Linked DNA regions of Mus musculus: region 2 is linked to region 1. Evidence: chromatin loops called from intact Hi-C (ENCODE). Cell type or tissue: heart. All regions are shown on one strand. Links, peaks and the distances in the headings refer to the core of each region. The heading gives the core; the rest is flanking DNA. Region 1 has its middle 8.3 kb from the start of Dmtf1. Region 2 holds the start of Sri (sorcin).

The links. Hi-C counts contacts between places; a loop is a spot of excess contacts. Peaks named below come from ENCODE experiments on the same cell type or tissue, not always from the same donor. Only the 100,000 strongest peaks of a DNase experiment are listed, where the experiment ranks them.
Region 2: it touches region 1 in a loop (3-fold over the local background); 4 of 42 quality-filtered maps call a loop at or near these places.

What each region holds. Positions count from the first base shown.
Region 1 is chr5:9,165,875-9,174,215 of GRCm38, forward strand. It overlaps the pseudogene Gm24666. Among named protein-coding and RNA genes, the nearest start is that of Dmtf1, 8.3 kb to the left of the region's middle. In heart, for the core only: a CTCF peak has its summit at 3,889 (motif pointing right); no DNase peak of the experiment used is centred there.
Region 2 is chr5:8,052,981-8,061,321 of GRCm38, forward strand. It overlaps Sri (sorcin), which reads left to right and starts at 3,562. Exons shown (of 8, transcript NM_001080974.2): 1 at 3,562-3,659; 2 at 4,558-4,641; 3 at 6,373-6,442. The coding sequence starts at 3,609. It also overlaps the pseudogene Gm15730. In heart, for the core only: a CTCF peak has its summit at 3,636; DNase peaks (open chromatin) are centred at 1,041, 2,961, 3,621 and 5,291; H3K4me3 peaks cover 2,074 bases; H3K27ac peaks cover 2,854 bases.

The DNA.
Region 1 (8,341 bases), core at 148-8,147:
CTCACAAAACTTCCCCAACAGCAGCCAGCTATGATTAGATACTTGAGCCTGTGCTTCAAAGTGTGGGGCTGACTACTTCCCAAGAACCAAATGCCCTCAGCCGTAAGCAACTATGCTCAGTGTGAAATTCCCTGCCTATCTTAGGAATAAATGCAATTTAAGAATAAGAATAATCAGAGTAGCTGGTGTATGGCATTATTTTTTTATGGCCCTTGAAATGGGATCCTTCAGATAGGGGTCTTATTTTTTATTTCAAATAAAGTAGAGAAAAAAATTTATTTCTGTCTGGAAAACAGAAAGGCGAGGAAAGATTATTGTTTAAGACAATTTTCTCTGTAGATCTCCAGACAGCTCATTGAGATAGCTCAGCTCTCAAAGACCAAAGCCCAGTCTTTTATTTACATATCAGTTTAGTTATTTACTTCTGCCTCCATTTTGACTAGCCCACAAATCAACATTCCTTGTCCCCAGCCCACTGATTGGAAAAAAAAATGCAGTGGTGGTGGAGGAACAGGGCCCCGGGTTGAGGGAAAAAAAAATGACAACAAGCGCATTTTTTTTTAAACATTGCAAATGAATTCAGAGAACTGCTTACCTTTGTAAGCACAGACAATAAACTTATCTGGGTGGCATCCCATCCAGAGATTACCATTCTGACCCTGCCTGGACCTAAATTCACTGAGCCCCTGACCGACCTTGAACTCAGGAATCCGCCCACCTTTGTATCTGCCGGCTCTTTTTAACTTTCTGAAGAGCTGGCACGTAGTGCAGCTGCCTCGGTTCTTTAAGGTCCATGAAGCCCTTCCTATGATTCATATTGCATCCTTATATTTTGCACAGTCGATAAATTATATATTTTTGAACTCATGTTTTCAGAGTTCATTCCCATAGCCTGAAGGACTGTCCTGAAGGTCACATGTTTACTTTTTTTTTTTTGGCTAAGGACATAGACCTACCCTCACCTCTCAGACTCGTGCTGTTTCTGATTATTATGGAGTCATTAACCTTGGTAGAGAGGACATTCCCCTTTAATCATGTCAGGGAAAATTTTTCCCAATAACTTTGGCTGGGAGACTATTTCCTGAAGGAGAAACATGAACTAATATATCTACATATTTTTATACAAACAAGCCTCGTGCCCAACAATCCTCAACACTCATGGAGACCCACACCCTCCTGGATCTGCTCCAGGGTCGAGAAAACATGTCACACTGTCTCTTCCATGCAGGACCGTGCAGGACTCAACATCACCTGATATTGGGAAGACAAATTCTAGTTTTTACCAACTGCCTTGGATTGGGAGTTTTGACTAAGGAAGCATAACAAAACATGATAAGTCATAATAATGATATTTAAAATGTAAATCTAGCATTACAGTAATACCTCTAGACTTTTAACCTGAATAATTATTATAAAGATTTTCTAGAATGTGATTTGAATTCCAGAATACCTGTCTGTAGTTACACCTACTTTTCTTCTTAGTCAGAGTGCAGTGAGATTATGCATAAGATTTTAAATATACTTGAATTTAAGTAGGGTTTAGGTGTCTTATAGAAAAAATAAAGATGAGAAATATTGCCGTCCCAAGCAGAAATTATGGCATAAAAACATTTACAGCTTACTAATGGCTTTTGCTCTGTGTGATTTCCTGTGTTCCCTGTGTTGGATAAGATTCATGAACGTCATTGTGGATTCAGTGCTGATGGCGTTTCCTCCCTTACTGTTTTCTCTTCTCTTCACCGCTGTCGCCACCCCCACTCCACTTGATTTTGAGACCTGCTCTTCCTCAGAGCTGAGACTGTTGTTGAAGTCAGGATCCTCTTGCCTCAGTCTCCTGAATGCTAGTGTTACAGGCACAGGTCCCCATATACGTTAACTTTCTCTTTTTAAAAGTTAAGTCATTAATATAAAAGTATCTGGACTACGAAGGTGTGGATTCTGTTTCATGTTCTTTACTATGTATTCAAACATGGAAGTAGATGGTATGTTACAGACAAAAGATATTTTTCAAAGTAAAAGGAAAATCCTCTGTAATTTTTCTTTCTGTACAGTGTATGAATCCTGTTACTATGCTGTTGGCATCCCAAAGCTTTGGGGGAACTGATGGGGACCCTAATGCTTGTGCAGCAATGAGCAGTTTGCTCTGTGCAGCCCCCACCTCACTCTGGCTCAGATTCTCCAGGAAGGCTTTCCTCTGGGCTGTAAATGAATTCCAGCCCAAAACCCTTTTTCTCCAAATCCTTTTTTGTGTCTCTGTCTCATTTCTATACTCTAATTCTTTAACCTGGGGGAAAAAAAAACCTCCCTTTGCCCTTTTCAGTTCCTTTTCTTTTGCAGTAGATGATGCTGAGAGTGATTGGGTTATTAAGAAAGAAAATTGTTGAAACATGTTCCAGTTGTTCAACAACTGGAAAATTTCAGTTGTCATGGGAATGGAGGTCTAAGGTTTCATACACTTCTATCCAGTGAGGAGTAAAGCAGGGATAGTATGAAATTATACTGTACACAGAGAACATCAGGCCTTGCTGAGAAAGGATTGAAGCAGAGCCTAGAAAAATGAGCACAAATATCACAAAAGGGGCTGGGAGATGGAAGATGTTTGTCCGTAATAGTGCAATAAAAACATATTTATAGAAAGTTACTTTCCTATATAGCACAAAATAACAATGGCACACCTCATGCAAGTGATAGATCAAGTCCTGTTCAGATATTACCTGACTTTAAAATTTATTTGCCTTTGGAAAGAACATAAGATCAACCATCTTGCTAAATTCTTTTAGTATGAATGTATGAAGCCCTATGACTTAATATGACTTAGTATAACCATGAAGCACTTAATTTAGTATTAATGTATGAGCGCTCTCTCTCTCTCTCTCTTTCACACACACACACACTGTATGTGTTCAATCCTGTACAGAATGTTTCTGGACCTTAGTTATCTATCTTAAGATTTTATGCCCATTAATAAGTAATTCCCATTTCCTCTTTCCCTCAATCCCTTGTGACTACAATATTGCTCTTTGATTTTATGAATCTTTGATTCTACAAGTTTGACTATTTTAGACACTTTATTTAAGTACAATAATGTATTTGTTTCTGTGGCTGACTAACTTCATTTTGCATCATATATGCAAAGTTTATCCATGTTGTTAGATGTTGCAGAACTTCCTTCTTTTTAAAGGCACTATATCACTTCTCAGCCTTTTGTCTAAGATCAAGTGTGGTATCTGTTCTTATCAGTTTAAAGAACAGTATTCGTAAGACTAGAGCTGAGCACATGCCCTGACAGAGCCAAGAAGATATATCACCCACCTCTATCATGTGAGAGCTTTAATTTGCCAGCATATGACACAATATTTCAACTTATTGGATAGTTAAAAAAATTGTCTTTAACTAAAGAATTAGAAAAAAACTAAACATTTTTTGCAGTAGTACCTGTCTGCAGAACACAGTCTTTATTTATTTATTTATTATTTATTATTTTTTTATTATTGGGTATGTATTTCATTTACATTTCCAATGCTATCCCAAAAGTCCCCCACACCCTCCCACACCCACTCCCCCACCCACCCACTCCCACCTCTTGGCCCTGGCGTTCCCCTGTACTGAGGCATATAAAGTCTGCACGACCAATGGGCCTCTCTTTCCAGTGATGGCCGACCAGGCCATCTTCTGATATATATGCAGCTAGAGACAGGCGGGGTACTGGTTAGTTCATATTGTTGCAGAACACAGTCTTTTTTGTTTTTTTTTTTTTGAGTATCACCATATTAAGAAAGAAAATAAATGCTGTCATTTACTATTTTTCAAAAGGAAGGTCAGTTTTAACAGTATGTCACATCTGCTGGTTAATTCTTGTTGATTAGATGTGACATTTTAAAGCATATCATTTAACCAGCAGGTGTCTCCATTGTTCAGTGAGATCTTTTTCAGAGTAGTAGCATTACCAGTAGATGGAATTATGGAGGCTTGAATTGCTAGTGATATGTATAGAACAGAAAAGAACTCAGGCCCAAACTCAATAATAAAACCCTAAGAGTAGGTCTTGTGCTCTGAATCCAAATAAGGCAAAGATGTGTTGCAGATTGCTGCTCATTTCTTTCAGTCCGTTTCATGTGCAGCAGAAGAGAAGGAAGTGGGTGCCTTCACCGCTTTTAGGAGCTCACACGTTTATGATATGTGTACTCACTCATTCTATTTAGCAGATATTCCTGAGAACCTCCTTAGTGCTGAGCATTATTTTAGACACAGAGACTATGGTTACACTCAAGATAGATGAAAATTCTGCCTTCATAGCATCTACATTCTAGGGGACAGCTCACATTGTGACATGTTGCTGGTAGTTTTTGGCTGTCTGCTTTGTGTTACCACTTGGTTGCATGTGCACACACGCCCAGGAACTATCTTGGATCTGCAGATGAAAGACACACACACACACACACACACACACACACACACACACACACACACGATCATTGTAACCTGCCTTATTGGCTCTGTGTCTGGGCTCTCTATCTTTCCCTTACCTTTACTCCTAGCACAACACCTATAATCCTCCCTCAAATTAGCTGCCCAGTTATCTTTCCTCCTAGCTCAACACCTCTAAATCTGCTCTCAGTTTGGTTGTCCAGTTACCTTTACTCTTAGCTCAACACCTTAAAATCTGCCCTTCGCTTGGTCGCCTATTTACCTTCTCTTAAGCCCATGGGCCACTTTCCTTTTACACCTACATTTTGGAAGATCTTCCCTGCAGCTCCGAGTCTGTTCTGTCCCTCTCCCCACTAAGTATCTCAATTCTCCTCTTCTCTCATAGCCTGCAGGAACCTGGATATCTGTCCTCTTTCTTTCTGCCCAGTCATTAGCCACTGGCATCTTTATTGATTGATCAAGAACCAATTGGAGACAAGGAACTTCAGCATCAGTACTCGCAGATTCTTGATTAAATCAGAGTATCAGAACCACTCCTCTACAGTGACATACCTAGATCATACCATGCAATATCTTGTGTTTAAGATGCCAGTTTACTACATCACAGCAACTGTCTATAAACGTTTTCCTAATTAACTTGATGAGAAACGATGACAGTATATGAATCAAATTACTTGCTGCCTTTACATGAAGCCAAACTGCAAATATTAGAAAAGATGGTCAACGTCCATTGCTCTTGTTTAGTTAGGGTATTGTGAGTTGTTGCCTGTCTTCTGAGGTATTAGAGATCATTTGTTTTTACACAAAACATCAATCATGGGACAATAGAACTGTTGTGTTTGATGATGATGACGGTGATGCTGCTGCTGACGTGTGTGTGTGTGTGTGTGTGTGTGTGTGTGTGTGTGTGTGTGCATGTGAGTGTTCTTGTGTGTGTATCATATGTCCAGGGGTGCAAGTGGGTGCATGTGAAGACTGGAGGTCAAGTGTGTTTCTCCATCACTCTCTGTTTTGTTTTTAGCCTGGCTCCCTCACTCACCTGGAGCTCACTAATTTGATTAGACTGACTTGTCAGTGAGCCCAAAGTTCCTCCTCTTTCTGCTTCCTTCACACGCATAGGTACCTATTAGAGGTGCCCTCCCTTAACTCCCTGATATTTTGTTTTGATTTTACATGATAGTGACAGTAAAATTTATAACTTTATACTGTGGCCAGCACTTTACCAACTAAGCCATCTCTGCAAATCTCAACCTGGGTTTTAATACTTCTCTAGTAATTTATGAATGTCTATATTGTATTAAATATAACCATAGTAAATTAAACTTCAAAGCATAATGCTTTTTTACACTGCATATTAAGTAGGTAGTGAAGACAAATAATATACAGTTACCTAATTGAATGATATTGCACTAACAGGATTAGAAATGTGGCATTTCAATGGGCCATCAGTTGAAACTTGAAGAATACACACACTCACACACACACACACACACACACACACAATCATATTTTATAGTTATAGTCATTGTCTCAGTACTACAGCTGTTTGATAAGCCTGGGTAAGGAAATAAGTGACTTCAACAGTAAGGAAAATCGCTAACTTTCCCCTGTATCTATTTATATTTCAAATGAAGGTTTGTAGAACTTTGTTCTTTGTATTGGTTCAACCTGGTGTAGAAAGATAAAAGGCTATCATAGGCACTACCTGAAATAAGGTGGATTTCCTTTCTCTATTCCACTGCACTAGATAGGCTGTGTTTTTGGCTGTTGTTGGCTTGTTTTTACATAGCCTCTTTCGCATGATGCTTTACTCTTTTCTTTAACATTGCCAAAGAATTGTATGAGGTGGTGTCATTCTCTATTAATGACATTATTGATCTTGATTAAACTTTCTTGACTCTCTTCTGAGAGGAAACTCATTCCATCTTAGCATTGCATTGCTAATCAACTGAAGGAAACATATCTAATAATACAACAATGCCCTATACATCATAGCACGTTGTTTGAAGTGGTAACCGTAAGTAAAGTACTCTCTAGTGGCTGACTGATGCAGAGGATATAAGTGAGACTATGTGTCCCTACCTGTCTTTTTTACCATAACAACATTTTGATAAAATTAAGAGTTAGAGAATTTCAGTATTCCTTACCCTTGCACACTGTTGATAGGAATATAAATTAGATTAAGTGTTATAGAGAACAGAATAGATGAAGCAGTCCTACTACAGGGATACAAAGGGAAGGGAAGGTAATCAGCCTGTCAAAGTGACATTGACCCTCATAGTTACTGTACTGCTGCACATGATAGCCAAAAAACAGAAACTAGCCAAGTTTTCATGAACAGTAAGTGAAGAGAGATAATGTGGGAAAAATACTACTCAACATAAAAATTAAAATGTCACTTGCGACAACATAGATGGAACTGGAAAACATTATGTTAGGTGAAATAAAAAGACGCAGAAAGACAAGAACCATATGCTCTTAGTCATATGTGAAACGAAATAGTTGCATGAAATATATATGTATGTATATATATATATATGTATGTATATATGTGTGTGTGCATATATATATATGTATATATGTGTGTGTGTGTGTGTGTGTGTGTGTGTGTGTGTGTGTGGAATTTACTGTGGTATGTGGATAATGTAATAGTCATATCATAAATGGCATATCTGTCACCTCAGATAGGCAGTATTTTTTTGCACTAAAATTATACTCAATCTTGGAATTTCTGTCTTCAACATTGTATCACGGAAGTAGAGTTTGAAAGGGATATGTACCTGGGAATTACTAGTGTTTTTAGAAGATAAACAATATGTAGAATATCCTAGACTGTAAAGATGCCTCTAAATTTTTAAAAGACAATTACTTGAGTTCCTTCCAGGGGTGCAGAGATTAGATCAGAGTGGTATTAGGTATAACTCAGTGATATTGAATCCAGTCCCCTCTACAGGAGTTTGGAGAAAGTTATGTTTGAGGCATAACTGAAACACACTAGTTATTCCTTTGGTATGTCACTACAAATTCAAGCAGTTACAGAAGTGACTTCACAGCTCTATGCTAATAATTAGTAGATTGAATTTACCTATCTAGGCAGATGACTGAAGAGTTATTATCAGCTCAAACAGGATAGGATATTGTTCTTGGTTGATGACACAGTCTCAGTTCCTCTTCTACAGTGTATTTAAAGAGTGTGCTGACTTGTCTAAATCCGAGCATCTAAACCTTGCCCAGTCAACTAACAAAGATCATTTTTCCATCTTGGGGACTTACCTAGGGTGATGAGGCTTGGTTTACGCTTCTTTGAGTCTAGCTAAGTTTTCTCCTTGAGAGTTTCTAAGGGTAATGAGGCTTATTAGGCAATGAATTACTTTGTAATTAGGCATGTCTCAGTCTGTCAGAAGTGCTTAGTCGTCCATCTGTTGTATAATTTTCACTCAAAGGATAAACTATATAGTCTCTTCAGGCTCTTTTGGAAAGAGTAGAAATTGACCAATTCATTTTTTTCCCATTGATTAATCATGATCAGAACACAAAATACAGTAGTAAAAATTTGGAAATATTCTTAAAATCTGGCCACATTTAGTCTACATTTCAGCCAAGGTAGAGATTCGTACCTGATATCCATTTATCATTGGCTAAAACTAATACTATATTAATCCTAACTGAAGTGCTCATAAATTACTGACTCTATGGCTGCTGCAAGAAGTATAATTGTGACTTTGTGCCCACTTCCCCTTCAATTATACTTCTTACTTATCTGCTGGGAGAGGGGAATTCATGAGTTTTCTTCGATGGAATGGCACTGGGCACCTCAAGCACACTCCAGGGCAGGCCATGCACTCAAGGGCAAGGGCAGCACAGAATAGACTCCATGGTATTTTGTCTGATCTTTGTTATCACTTGGTGGTTC
Region 2 (8,341 bases), core at 228-8,227, 1.1 Mb before region 1:
CAGCCTTCAGTCAGGGAGACATGCCTGAAAAAAATTGTGTAAAACTTAGTACATTGTTTTAGAATGAATGATAGTATTCTGGTTCCCATGAGAAAGCCCTCTTCTGTATAAATACACAGCATGGTGCTCTGTTGCTGAGTTTCTTCAGATGGCTCATGGATGGCAGTGCCTGTATCTTGGACTCATAGTTTGGAGATATAGGGCTAAGAAGGTGATCTTATTCCACTGAGGTTTTTAATTTGATTCGAAATTAAAATGACAGAGGGTCGGGGCGGCTGTCATCTTTTATAGGTCCTACTTAGGGATGAGGTAACTTGATCTTGTGAAGGCAGACATGAGGATTTTTGTGAAGTTTCTCTGTCTCTTGGGTTCTTTTTCTGTATTGTCCTAATGCTTCAGGAAGTTCTCCCCTAGGGAAAAGCATGAGTGTAGCTTAGTGTTTTATAGTCTGTTTTTTATTGTAAAAACTTAGGCCTTCAACTTACATTGAGAGTAAAAGCCTGGTAGGACACCTTGGGAAAGTTACTTGCTACTCAGTTCCCTAATCTCTAAAACACAATTACAAATTCCTCTGATAGTGTAGTGTCATAAGGAAGCGTCTAGCATGACACTTGGCACATGCCAAGAATGTGAGAAGTTGCCTATTTCATTCCCTCTCCACGCCTTCTGTGAAAATAAATACGAAAGCCATGAAAGATGATCACACTTCAGCTTTGCAATGGTGATACTGAATCTTTATCCTTTGCTTAGGTTCCATAATCTTAGTCTGTGAATAACAGGGTTTGTGTCGCATGCATAAACATTGAAAGGATAGCCTGTCATACGACATATGCAAGCCACTCTTGGAGAGTACACAGGGTGGGAGACAGGCAAGCCATGGTCTCACCCTGTTCCTCTCACATGTCTCACTGACCAATGGGCAGATTCCGACGTAGCCATTTTAATCACAGGCTCTTACACTGGGGAGTCACCATTCCTTGGTGTGACTCATCTACCAATACAGTAGACTTTATCCTAAAACCAGCAAAATTGTTTGCTAAGGGCCATACTTCCTGAGTCATAAGCTGGCCGTGGTTCACAAGTTGCTCCCTGAGGGCCACATCTGGCCTGCCTCTTTGGGAGAACATCTGAGAGCTAGGAATGACATCTCTTCCTGTCTTTAAAAGATAGGAGGAATAGAGTTATTCTGACATTCAACAACGATATGAAGTTCAGTGAATGAAGTTGCTCTAGATCACAGTCACACTGTTGACCTGTGTTCTATCCTTAGACACCACCAGGCTATGAGAGCCAAGAAGTTGCTATAGGGAGCATGTGATGGAAAATATTTACTATCTGGACATTTTCTCCCCCATCCCCACCTCCACCCCCACCCCGGGGGCGGAGCTAGAGTACCTAGCACCATAGCCCAGCTCTGAATTCATATCCTCCTTTCTTTGTCTTGTCTCAGCTCTCGTTTCTCAACTGCATAAAACTGCATAACAAAAGCGCCTATCTCACAGGTCTTTGTGAGGACTACACAAATAGGCAAAGTTTATGAAGGTCTGACACTCATTAATTACTGTGTGTGTGTGTGTAATTTATCTTTGTTTTCATCATTAATTTGTTGGCAATCGCTGTAAGGATTTCATTTACAGCCCTCCATTAAAATTCACTTCTTAAGGGAGGAGTAACCAGAGTCTAATGTCTCCTAATGTGACAATTAATGTAGTCGCTTATCCATAAAATGAAGCCTGCATTAGTCACAAATGCTTTATTGGTGACACATATTTTTTGTGATATTTTCAAACTCGAGTCCTGAAAGAGCTTAAATTCAAGTGTGAGTTGAGCCCTGTTCACCTAGCCGATTAAAGTTCCAAACTACAGGACAAAACCTCAGAATGCCTAATCAAAGACCATGGTATTTGAGAACAGTAATTTTATCTCCAGAAGCAGACGTAAAACAGGCTACACCTTTGCTACGTGATCACAAGGACTATTGGAATTGTTTCTCGCTATTTAGAACTTTCTGTTTTGGAGCTTATGTATCCAAAGAGAACTTGGTCACACACTATGGTCAGTCTTGTTCATTAAAGTGTTTCTCAAAATGTTAAAAACAAAACCAAGAGCGGAAGTGCCCTCCTTTCCTTTCTGCTGGGTACCGCTGCCTGCTGTCAAGATGGGCAAGTTCATGAAACCCGGGAAAGTGTTGCTGGTCCTGGCCGGATGCTACTCCGGTCGCAAAGCCGTCATCGTGAAGAACATTGACCATGGCTTCTTGGACCGCCCTTACAGCCATGCCCTGGTGGCTGGAATTGACCGCTATCCCCAAAAAGTGACAGCTGCCATGGGCAAGAAGAAAATCGCCAAGCGATCCAAGATCAAGTCCTTTGTGAAAGTTTATAACTACAACCACCTCATGCCCACAAGGTACTCTGTGGATATCCCCTTGAACAAGACTGTTGTCAACAAGGATGTGTTCAGGGACCCAGCTTTGAAACAAACGCAAGGTCAGGCGGGAGGCCAAGGTCAAGTTTGAGGAGCGATACAAGACAGGGATGAACAAATGGTTTTTCCAGAAGCTTCGCTTTTAGGTATATTTTTGTTTCGTCATTAAAAATAAAAATAAATTAATAATAACAACAACAACAATAATAATAATAACAATAAAGCAGGCAACCGTTGGTGACTCTCATCTGGGGCTGAGGCCATGAGAGGCTACCCTGAGAACCTGGATCTCAAAAGGAAAGAGTAAGAGCAAACAGTCAAAAGCAAACAAACAAAACATCGACCAACCAACACTGTTCAGTCCTTAACAGTCCGGAGCCAGCAAACAATTACCTCTTGTTGCAATTGCACCAAAAAACAAAAAAGAAGCCGTGAAACATCTGAACAACCCACGTGAGTTTCACATCCTTTCCAGGAAGCTTCACCACTGGGGTTGTTTCTATTCGAATCATCCAGAAAATTAAACAATTCACTTTCCTATGAATGACCTGGGTGAGGCTGTCCTGCCTAGAAACTGCCCTCTTCTACCCCACCCCACACACCCACGCCTAGCAATCGCACCTGAGCTACACTCAGCTTAAACGGTTGGCAAAGAAACAGGCCACCCTCAGTCAAAGCTAAAAGCCCACTTGCATGGTTCAGAAGTTTTCATCAGGTTTTCAAAGTTTTTTTTTTCCTATTTTGTAAAGTGTCTCCTTCGCCCACTGGAATTGTTCTCCCCTTCCCTACAGTTGTGCATAGCGTTCTTATCCCGTCCTCTCTACCCAACAACCCGGTGTAAATAGTAAATGTTCTACAAAATAGCACAGTAGGAAGAAGGGGGGAAAAAACCCTCCCCTAGCTGTGCGTGGATGTCGGAATGTGCCACTAGGTCGAGAGGGAGAATGGGTCCTGATATAAACTCGTCTGGGGTCCTGGGTCATCGCCCGAGTGTGGGTCGCAGACGGCGCTGACACAGCACAGAGGCAGCAGGGAACGGGCGGCACTCGGGATGCCGCGGGGCGATCGGGGTGGGTGGCGGCGAGCGGCGGCCCCCGCGGGGCGGCGTGGTGCGCTCCGGGGCGGCTCTGGGCCGGACGGGCGGAGCAGCAGACAGGCAGGGCGGAGGCGCAGTCTGCACCATGGCGTATCCCGGGCACCCTGGCGCGGGCGGAGGGTACTACCCAGGCGGGGTAAGTGCAGCGGACGAGGGCACAGCAGCCTCTGGTCTCCCGAGACTGGAAGGCGCCACGGACGAGCGGGAGGAGGCGTCGCGGGCGGTCCCAGATGCTCCCTGCGAGCTCGCCTGGACCCTGATGTCCAGCCTTGGCTCCATTTTTCTTCCCCATCTCTTCCAAGGGCCTTTCCAGGGCCCACCGGTGGGTGGGCTGCGACCCAGGAAGCCCATTCTGTAACTCGGATATGTGGCGTGAGATAGTGCAAGTTGGTGTTGACTTCCTGCTCTCTCGGAATGTCCCCAAAGCAACAACAGCCATCTTGATCTAGAATGGTTCTGTGGTCACTCCCTTGAAAAGAAAGTGACAGGGAGACCAGAAAGTCTGGAGAAATGAGCTGAAGTCCTAGAGGAAGACCACTTAGGCAGATGTGGGAGGTGTACTGTCAGAGACAGAGGGACCCTCATTTTAGATATAACCGGGCCGGCCATCCCTGTTCTTCCCAAGCCACACCTGTCAGCCCTGTACTAACTCCAGCCTTACTTAGTACTTCAAGTACTTCAAAAACACCGCAAAGGCTGTAAAAACCAACAGGAAAACAGTCCTAAGCCTAGCCACCAGGTTGCTTCCGGTGCACTGACCTCTGTAAGCTGGTTAATAGGGATTTTTAAAGTGGGTCTGCGTTTAGTGGCCATCACTCTCATGAAACTTGTTTTGGACCAAGTCTCCAGCTTTTAGATGTCAGGAGCAGGAGTGGACAAGCCTGGTGGGTCACTGAGCTGAGTCAAGGTGGTGGGGAAGATAGAGACTGTGAAGGTCGCACAGGCGTCAATTGTACAAAAGCCTTGGATGGTTAAGATAAATTCAATTCTCTCTGATGCCTTTACCTTTTTTTTTTTTCTTTTCTTTTTCACAGTATGGTGGGGCTCCCGGAGGGCCTGCGTTCCCTGGACAAACTCAGGATCCGCTATATGGTTACTTTGCTGCTGTGGCTGGACAGGTTAGCCTTTCCTTCAATACTGAAGAATTGTTATGTTCTGTTTGTGTTAGCATTTAGTGCAGTGGCACAAAAACAGTCTTTGCTCTGGAAATGAGTCCCTTTGCCTGAAAGAAGGTAAAAGGAAAGGAAGACTAAAACAGTCTTTATTTTAGATCTGGACAAATTTGGACAGAGTATTGCCTGTATCAATAATAGATCAGTTCAAAGCTTGTGATTGGACTGGGATTAGACTGACCCAAAGGGGGAATATAAATATACTTTGAAGATCTACAAAGTGTATACCTCCTCACTTGTATTGTCAGGATAGAACAAGGGCTGCTTACAGAGAAGAAATTCAAGATCTGAACATAAAACCTCTGCTTGCCTAACCTAAAGACAAATATTAGTAATTAATTATTTTATGGCCCAATTATGATAGTTAGCTACTTTCAGTTGAATTCGATAATTAATCATTTACCCACAAAGGAAGTAGAGAAGAGCTGTAAAGAAGCATCGGCTTCCAAGCACAAGAGTTGCTATCAGTATTCGGAAGGTAGCCTCCACCCAGGGGCAGGTGCTCTCTGGAGCTAGCGCTCCATGTCCTTATTAGGTGATGTGGCCAGATGACCCACGGAGGGAATGCAGGTCAGCTAGTCCCAAGTCCTAAGACCTACTTCCTCCCTCCGAGAGTTATGACCGATGCCTATGGCTATTGTGGGGAAGGACATGTTCCTAGGTTGCAAGGTCACTGTGTGTTTGTAAGTGTTCTGTGGACATAATCCAGATGTGTCCAGAGGGGACCTCCCTTCTTAGTCACCTTAGACTTGTTTTAAACAAGAGCCCAAAAGAAGGAAATGATGATTTGAAAAAACAAGCAAACAAACAAACAAACAAACAAACAGATATGCTCTAGAATATGCTAAGCAAACTTCTACGGCCACCTTGGAAGAAGTGGTACTCTAAGAAACAGAGCTCGGAGAATTTGAATGGAAAATTGAGTCGAAGACTGGGAGACTTTCCTCTCGAGTGTCTACTTAATATGTTATCGATCCGTGTTTTTGAAACCACAAGACATAGCACACCTCAAGACAAGCATTCTTAGATTGCCAGTGTCTTCAGCATGTAAGTGACTCCACCTGCTTGACTTTCAGCAGTGCTGGCCTCTAGTCCACACATTCATCTTCTTGCAAATTATTGATCTTGTTCCTAATTATAACTTAATGAGTCTCACCAACTTGGATTTATATATTTTATTTAAAATCCATAAAAATGTCATGTGTCTTATTCTGACCTCAGTCAACCAGTAAGTAGGTATTGGTACCCTGTATCTTTTCTATATAATTGTGCTTGGAAGACCCTGTTTGCTGAGTCAAACTGGTCCAAGAGCCTCTTTCTCCTTGGACCAGGCCTTGTATTTACTGATGCCTACAACTCTGTGATATACCCTACTTCCCCCCTCTTTCAAAAAAAAGGGTTGGAGGGATATGTTTTTAAACAATTCTGTTAACTAATTTTAAAATGATTGATTTTGATAGTTCCTTGGCTCAAACTGAATGCAGACTGTTGTCATGACAGTTATTCTCTCACCATTGAATTATTTTTGGAATTAGAATAAGAAGAATTTTGAAAGGCATTCCTTTAAAGAAATGCTACATATAATTATTTTCTCTTGTTAAATGCTGCTTAATGGCTTGAAAGTGCAAGTCACCACCCTGATTTCCTTTCCTGGTTTTTGTTTGTATTTTTTTAAAGGACGGACAAATTGATGCTGACGAATTGCAGAGATGCCTAACACAGTCTGGCATTGCGGGAGGATACAAGCGTAAGTTCGTGGTCTTAGGATCTGTCTAACAATACTCTTGTTCTCTGTACTTCAGCTGTGAACTGCGATTGTTCCTTTAAAGAAATCAAACTCTTCTCATCCACCAAGCTATTATTTTTAAAAAGTTAATTGAGCAGAGTTCCTAACAAGCCATTTCAGTTTACCAGAGAGGTTAGTGGACTTCTTGGATTTGGGTTCCTTGTATTCCAGGACCATTGGAACCAGTGAGACCATTTGGGTGGCCTCCCACTCAGAGGACAAGTTAGGGTGCTGAAATGGAATCCACTGGGTCAGGTATCGTTAATGCTAAGTGCTAACAGGTACCACTGATTCTACCAAGTGCTTGTTCTATCCTAACTCTGGTGGCACTGAGAGAGTGGCCAGTCTTGCTGTCTGATCTCTGGGCTCTGGGCTTACTCCCTGGTAATACAAACACTTGCAGGCCATGACACTGCCAAGGTCATTCTTTCTGTCACCTGAGAAGATGTGTTCATGCTGAGGAAAGCTTCCTGCTTTCACTCCATGCCAGCCTTCTGCTCCGTCCTCCATTCATTGCAGGCTGTATGTGCAGCCCCACTGTTTGTCACATAGCCTACCGTCCTGACTTCTCCAAACTGTGCTCCAGGAAGCAAGTAGGGAAATAAACGTTGCAAAGATGCTGAATTCTGGCTGGGGCTCATTATCCCACGTACTCTGGTTTTGTTTGGTTAGTTGTTTTGTTTTGTTTTGTTCAAATCTAATCTTGACCAAGAGAAGTGTCTGGGACAAATAATAGTGTCTTAGCTCAATTGTGCCCCCTTCTAACTTCTTCGCATTTGTTAGTAAAAGCAGAACATCAAATGGACACCTCAACGTCATAGTAAGCTATAAGTTAAAATGCTTAGAACTCAGACCTTAGGATTTTCAGTGGCACTTTCAGCTGTTGGAGGTGCTGTGTTCTCTAGATGGCCACCTTTAAAACACTGGCTTTCTCTTGTTCCCATGTACAGAAGCTGTACAGCCGCCAATCTTTTAAACAGAGATTCCAAATCATCGGCCACAGACTTGAAAGTGGAAGGGTGCAAGTGGGATACTACAGATCAGAACCAGTCATCACTAGAGGGGGACTCAATGGGAGGAGTTCCAGTCTCCAAAATGGAAATTCATATTTTCCTTTCCTTGATTTTGGTGGTTCCTCGACAAGAAGCTTGACGGAACCAGGGAGGGGCATCCTTCCTTGCTAGGCCTGAATCATTGTTTCTCTGGAAGAAAAGATGGCTGAGATATTGTGGTAGAGTGTAGAGAACCAGCGTACTGGGAAAACACCACATGGATAATTTTGAAACTATATACAACTTTTAAATATCAATAAAACCCCAAAATAGTCTTTTTTAAAAATTTATTTATTTATTTATTATATGTAAGTACACTGTAGCTGTCTTCAGACACTCCAGAAGAGGGAGTCAGATCTCGTTACGGATGGTTGTGAGCCACCATGTGGTTGCTGGGATTTGAACTCCAGACCTTCGGAAGAGCAGTCGGGTGCTCTTACCCACTGAGCCATCTCACCAGCCCCCCAAAATAGTCTTATTAAAAGTAATAATCTACATTTCCCCTTAGCCTTTACAAATGAGGGTTACTTCTACACTAAACTACAGCTCTTATCCAGGGATGAGAATTCATCCCTTCAACCAACCAGTCCATATTTTGATGGCCAGTCACACTGGGTGTGCAGAAAGAGTTCCACCTGCTGAAGGTCCCCGGGTTAAGTACTGAGGCTGGGATGGTAACCAGCATGGTCACGCTAGATAGGAGTGAGCTTGCAGAGTTGGTACCGAGGCTGAAGAAGAAACAAAGCCCAGCCACAATGATGCCAGTGGGGAGAGTGTAGGTACAGAATTCAGGCATATAGAATGGTAT